2 separate regions of the Homo sapiens genome follow, and region 1 is linked to region 2. A link is a contact called in ENCODE Hi-C or POLR2A ChIA-PET data. All regions are on one chromosome and are shown on one strand. The core of a region is the stretch at or near the end of the contact, and the rest is flanking DNA. Distances in the headings are between cores, read along the strand shown.

The links. Hi-C counts contacts between places; a loop is a spot of excess contacts on that map. ChIA-PET counts read pairs that join two places held with the same protein, here RNA polymerase II (POLR2A).
Region 1: a map of endothelial cell of hepatic sinusoid shows a loop between it and region 2 (7-fold over the local background). The contact joins two enhancer-like sites. A Hi-C loop is called at or near these places in 3 of 168 maps with a recorded cell type or tissue (endothelial cell of hepatic sinusoid, mesothelial cell of epicardium and posterior cingulate gyrus). POLR2A ChIA-PET finds 5 or more read pairs at or near these places in 4 of 52 experiments (B cell, BJ, WTC11 and 1 more).

Annotation. Positions count from the first base shown.
Region 1 is chr11:61,024,899-61,027,878 of GRCh38, reverse strand. No RefSeq gene overlaps it. Among named protein-coding and RNA genes, the nearest start is that of LINC02954, 29 kb to the left of the region's middle. RefSeq lists an enhancer at 1,131-1,696. Within about 2 kb of position 1,443, at least 4 of the 41 ENCODE cell types and tissues checked have a DNase peak (open chromatin) inside an H3K27ac peak, as active enhancers do; they include B cell, where a contact is called at or near this core.
Region 2 is chr11:60,935,739-60,938,745 of GRCh38, reverse strand. TMEM132A (transmembrane protein 132A) reads right to left here. Exons shown (of 11, transcript NM_178031.3): 11 at 1,587-2,882. The coding sequence ends at 1,839. SLC15A3 (solute carrier family 15 member 3) reads left to right here. Exons shown (of 8, transcript NM_016582.3): 7 at 721-876; 8 at 1,373-1,662. The coding sequence ends at 1,527. Among named protein-coding and RNA genes, the nearest start is that of TMEM132A, 13 kb to the right of the region's middle. RefSeq lists a silencer at 2,573-2,722. Within about 2 kb of position 1,426, at least 6 of the 41 ENCODE cell types and tissues checked have a DNase peak (open chromatin) inside an H3K27ac peak, as active enhancers do; they include B cell, where a contact is called at or near this core.

The DNA.
Region 1 (2,980 bases), core at 194-2,693, 89 kb before region 2:
GGCTGCTTCCAGCCCTACACTAGCTATCCCCAGGGTAGGTGGCCTGGGGACGAAAGGCTGCGGTGGGTGGCCTTGCCTGGCCCTGGACCACAGAAGGGCTCTCTTACAGGATGGGTTGTTCTTGCTAGAGGGTGAGCGTGGGCATGAGCTGAGAGGGTCCTGCAGGGACAGACATGCGTCTGGGGCTGTACATCTCTAGCATGTACCGAGTCTCTCCTGCTGCACGCAGGATGCACCCACCTAGTCTTCAGGTTGCCAAGAAGGTGGGAGGACTGCAGGCAAGGGCAGCAAACGCAGAGCAGACTGCAGGAAGTCACGGCACCGGCCACAGAAGGGGGAAAAGAGGGTGACTATCGGAGTGATGCGATGAAGGGTATTGCTGTGTCTTGGCTATGCAGAAAAGTTGAGGGGGGCTACTGACCCCAGTTATTTTAGTATCTCATCCTCAGATAAGAAACAGCCTTCACCTGCCTTGAAACCAGGGCAGAGAGTGAGGCCTGGAGGGAGGGATGGTCACCCCAGAGGGGAGGCCATGGGAAGGAAGCGGAGCCCCATGGACCCAGTGCTGTTGTTTCTAGGGAGAGCCGTGTGTGTGACCTGGAGGCCATGGAGGGGAATGTGTCTGTGAGTGTCTGGACGAGGATCATTTTGTCTCCCCACTGTGTGGAAGAATGAAGAGGAGGCAGTGATTGTGGGCCTGGTCGGGCTAAGCGTAGGGAGGGGAGGCAGGAGACCTCGCAGGTAGAGGGACTCTTTGTGAGCAGGGGGCTTGAAGGAAAATGAATCTCAGCCAGAGCCCATGGCCCTGGGGACCACTCCCTCCCCTCCCCCTCCTTCTGCACTTGGTGGGTGGCTGGGCAAGTGGGACGAGCTGGGGGAAGGGAGCCAGGGAGGGGGCACCTGCCCTCAGCCAGGATAGGGCCCGGGTCCTCTGCGGAGGGGGTGGGGGATCCTTCCCCAGGACAGAACGTGTCATGGTCTCCCGGCCTCCCACCCACCCTCTCCCCCTCCAGCCTATCACCTTTCCATCTTCTCTCCTCCCCGCCCTCCTGCTTGCCCCGTGGTAGCTGCACTGACTGGCTGTGAACCTGGCTCCCCTGGTCCTAGCTGGGTGACCTTGAACTAGTCCCATGACTTCTCTGGGCTTCACTTTTCCCACAGGGAAGGTAACAGACGTTAGGAGACCTTAAGGCTCTGGGAGGTTTTGAGAATTAAGTGAGGCCACAATGTAAGGGGTCCAGCAAGTGCGGGGTTCGGGGCCAGGGAAGACAAAGGCTTTGTCTGGCTGCTCCTGCCTTCCACTGTCTGCTCAGGCACACCGCTCCCTCCCTCTGTCTTCCTCTTTTCCTCTCTGTCTCATGACTCTCTCTCCCCACCCCCCGCCCCCCTCCTTTGTCTCCCTTTGTTGCTATTTCGGTCCTTCCTCAATGATGTTGGTGAGAGGTGAGCCTCTTTTCATGTCAGGATGCCAGAACTCCGTCAAACTGGTAAACAGCTGAAGGATGTGGCGGGAGATGAACTTTCCACTGAAGCTTCTTTCAACCCATCCCTTCCCTGGGGCTCCCCTGCACCTCCCCACTCTGGAGACTCCATCCCATCCTCACGAAGCGAGGACGGGGGGCCGGGGACGGCGGCCAAGAGAGGTCCACGCCAGGTGGCCACACGGGCTCCAGCCGCTCTGTCCGTTCACCAGAACCATGAAGAGGGTCTTTGAGAGGGGCGGAAGTGGAAACCGCAGATGGGGCGATAGGGAGGGGTGGGGGATGGACAGGTGTACGTCGGAGGTGAGGTTTCCAGGGGACAAGGTTAGGGACCCGCAGGTGATGCCCTGCCAAGGAAGGAAAGCCAGTACCTGTGCTCCCTGGGAGCAGCCTCGGAGCCTGAGAGCCACATCCATGTGGGCCCTGGTGGGATAATCCTGCCAGAGCGTGCTCCTGACCTGGTCCCCTTGGGCTCTCTCAGATGTCTGGAGGATGCCAATTAATTGTGGGGCCTGAAGAGCTGTGTGTGGCTCCAGCTGGGCATTGGGAGGCACAGAAGTGAGCCTTTGGTGTGGATTGTACCTTCACATGGAAAGGAGGAGGGCAGGGGCAGTGGCAGCCAGGGCCCAGCCACACCATGTTCAGCTGATAGCCCTGGGAAAAACTGAACATTCTTGAGCCTGTTCCCTCAGTCATAAGATGGGGATGATGCTGGTTCTTCATGGGGCTGTTGAGAGCATACATGAGTCAGTACCTGCAGTGTGCTCAGAACAGTGCCCGACACACAGGTTCTGAGTGTGCCCTCAGGAATCGAAGCTATCATTAATGTCACCGTCATATTGTCATCATGGCTGGAGGCTGCTGTGTTGGAAAATCATCTCCCATGTCTGTGATCACTCTCCAAGTCCTGAATCCGTCTCCAACTCGTTCCCTCTTCTCCATCTCCCAGTGCTGACCACCCCCCAGCTGGCCTCCCTTCCTCCAGGCCCCAGCCCCATCAAACCTCCCTCCGCTTCATAGCGGCAACCTTTCTAGAGCATCCGTCTCATCGGATCACTTCCCTGCCTTAGAAACTGCTCGCAACTCCCAGCAGGTCTAAGACAATGACAAGGGTCAAGTTACACAAGACCCTTGGAGATGCTCCCCATGGTCTTTCCCACCTGCGCACCCCCTTTTCCCCTGGCCTTCAGGCGGCATGCACCATACTTGCACGTGTTGCTACTGAGAACATCCTTCACTCATCCATCCAGCAAACTCCTACACAACCTTCAATGGCCGACTTGATTGTTCCCTCTTTTGTCATGCTTTTCCCACTAAACCCTGGCAGTTAGTGGCTTCTTCCTCTCTGTCCACACAGCCTCTGTAGTGGTGTGGTGGAGCCCTACATGAGGCAAAAGTTATCTGCTTGGACAGCATGTGGGAGAAACTCAAATATGGGTAGCATCACTCTTCCCTTAGGAACGTTATCTGGGATACCAGAGAAGTAAAAAGAAGCAAGG
Region 2 (3,007 bases), core at 177-2,676:
GCGGTCTTACAGGCAGAGGGAACAGCATAAGCAAAGGCCCAAGCCTTTGGGAAGCGTGGGGGATAGGGCTGGAGAGGCATGGGAGGTGCAGGGAGCCGAAGTGTCGAAGGGCTTTGTGCGCTGAGCCTGCACCTTGGGATTTCTCCTGAAGGCAACAGCGCCCCTCCTCTCCAGGGGGTTTTGGCCGGGAAAGGACCCCATCCGAGGTCCTTTAGACTGATGCTCCTGGCTGTGTGAGGAGGACAGGAGTCAGGGGAGTTTAAGAGGCATTTGCAGAAAGTGACCAGGGCTGGGGTTGGACCCAGGGCAGAGGGAATAGAGAGAAGGACATATATTTAGAATAGATTTCAGAGGCTGTATCAAAACAATTTGACGATGACGTTGAAGGTGGGCAGAGAGGGTGGGGAGAGAGAGGAGGTAAAGATGGTGCTGTCACTGAAATGATAGACCTGGCAGGAAGGGGAGGAGGGGAGACAGAGCTATTGGGGCAGCGCATGGAGTACCCCGGTGCAGGGGTTCAGCCAGGAGGCAGGTGAGCAGGGCAGAGGGGAAGGCGGCATTGATGCATGGGTGCTGTCATTGCCACTGAGTGGACAGGCATCCAGGGGAAGCCTGGAGGGTGGCTTGGTGGGGGCAGGGTCAGGGGCAGCAAGCAGGGGCCTGGGCCTGTTCTCTGCGCCTGCACCAGCCCCTGAGATCGTCTCTGCTCCCCCTCTGCAGGCCTGGAGTTTGCCTACTCAGAGGCCCCGCGCTCCATGCAGGGCGCCATCATGGGCATCTTCTTCTGCCTGTCGGGGGTGGGCTCACTGTTGGGCTCCAGCCTAGTGGCACTGCTGTCCTTGCCCGGGGGCTGGCTGCACTGCCCCAAGGACTTTGGTGAGTATGGGGCCTCCCCAGGAGTGGGACATGGATGGAGGGAGGCTTGGAAAGGAGGTGGCAACTGCTAAAGTGCTTTGACTCTGGGGAGAAGCAAGTAGAGGGCTAGACTTGGGAGAATGGGGTTCTAGCCCGGGCTTGGCCAGTCACCCACAGCGTGGCCTCCCTCCTTGGGCCTTTCTTTCCCCAAGTGTTGAACTTAGTGGACCTCCAAGGCTCCTTTCTGCTTCTGGAACTCTGCCATCTCTGGCTGAAGGGTTACCTTTCTCATGGTGTTTATATTTCACGCCCCCTTCTGAATAGCTGAAGAGGAATTGTAGACACCCCTGGAGATCTTCAGGAAGTCAAACATTAGTGGGTATCTGTCCAGTGTCTTCAGATCCCACCACTGCCCACATGGCCTCAGTTGCCAGCCCCAGGGCTAGGACACGGCAGGCACAGGGCGCAAGACAGAGGATCCCTGTCCTGACCCAAATCTAACCCCTCCTTTCCCCAGGGAACATCAACAATTGCCGGATGGACCTCTACTTCTTCCTGCTGGCTGGCATTCAGGCCGTCACGGCTCTCCTATTTGTCTGGATCGCTGGACGCTATGAGAGGGCGTCCCAGGGCCCAGCCTCCCACAGCCGTTTCAGCAGGGACAGGGGCTGAACAGGCCCTATTCCAGCCCCCTTGCTTCACTCTACCGGACAGACGGCAGCAGTCCCAGCTCTGGTTTCCTTCTCGGTTTATTCTGTTAGAATGAAATGGTTCCCATAAATAAGGGGCATGAGCCCTTCCTCACGACCATGGTCCATGACAAGGGGCAGGGCAGAGGGGGCCTGGATGGGAGTCCTTGTGGGGGACCAGGCAGGGGACTTGGATCAACAAGCACCAGACGAGTGGCGGGGGCAGGCGAGAGGCTCAGTGGGACCTCCACCCTCGTTGCCCCAGCTGGTGGCTGACCAGGTGGCTGTGGAGGGTCAGGAGCTGCCCCGGATCCTCTCCATGTAGTTGCGAAGCTCCTCAGGGTCCTTCAGCCCCATGTCCTCACACACCCAGCGGATGTCCTCCTCGCCTGCCACAAGGATGGACTGCACAGCAGGGGCCCCTACAGGCTCCTCAGGTGACTGGGCTGGAGGGGCTGGCGCAAATGTCACAAACTCTACTCGCTTCCGCCGCCCCCCAGCCTCCTTTCGGGCCAGGGTGCTTGAGGAGCTGGTGGTGCCCCCAGGAGGGCCAGGGGCCAGGGTAGGGGCCTCCCCTCCTCCCCCACTCTCACAGGGGCAGCTCCCCTCCCCCTTGGGCGGGCCAGGGGACTGCCGGTCCAGCTGGCGGCTCAGTTCCTCCTGGTCAGTGCCCAGCCAGACCCAGTTGTGGGGCTGGGGGGAGGTGGGGTCAGTGGCACTGTCGGGAGGTTCTTTGCGCTGATAGCGCAGGACGAAGACCACACCATTGACCAAGAAGATGAAGATGGCCACGCAGAAGACTCCCAGCAGGGCGTACATGCCCAGCTCTAGCTCAGTGACATGCTGAGGGGCAGGGACCATCTCCTCCTCCTCTTCCTCCTCCTCCTCCCTGGCTTCGGTCTCCTCCTTCCTGGCCTCCTCCTCTGCCCGCTCAAACTTGCCCCTCACACCTGTGTTGCCCCCGACACTGCCTGCCACCTGCCGTTTACCACCCATGGTGGCTTCTGTGGCTGGTGGGCTCCAAGCAGGGCTGGATGGGAGAGCAGGGGCTGGAGTGGAGGCAGGGGGCAGCCCCAGCCAGGCGGTGCCAGAGGCCAGAGGCACACGGTGGCGGCCCCGGCGGCAGGGCTCGGGCGGGTGCAGAGCCACATGCAGCGGCAGCCCCTCGGCGCCTGCCCCACTCACCACCACCCCGAGCTGGGCACCCTGCTCCTCAGCTGGCAGGATGGCACCAGGCTCCTCGGCTGAGACGGACAGTCCCAGGTCACGGCGGTCGTAGAGCTCAGCTGGGGCCACAGTGTGATCAGAGAAGGACAGCCATAGGGAGAGGGCCACCTCCTGTGGGGCACACAGACACAGGCAGAGACATGCGAGGGCACGCACGCATGCACAGAGAAACCACTCCCACAGAGATAGGCCACATGGAGGAGAGACCAGAGAGAAAACAGAGACACAGGCAGATA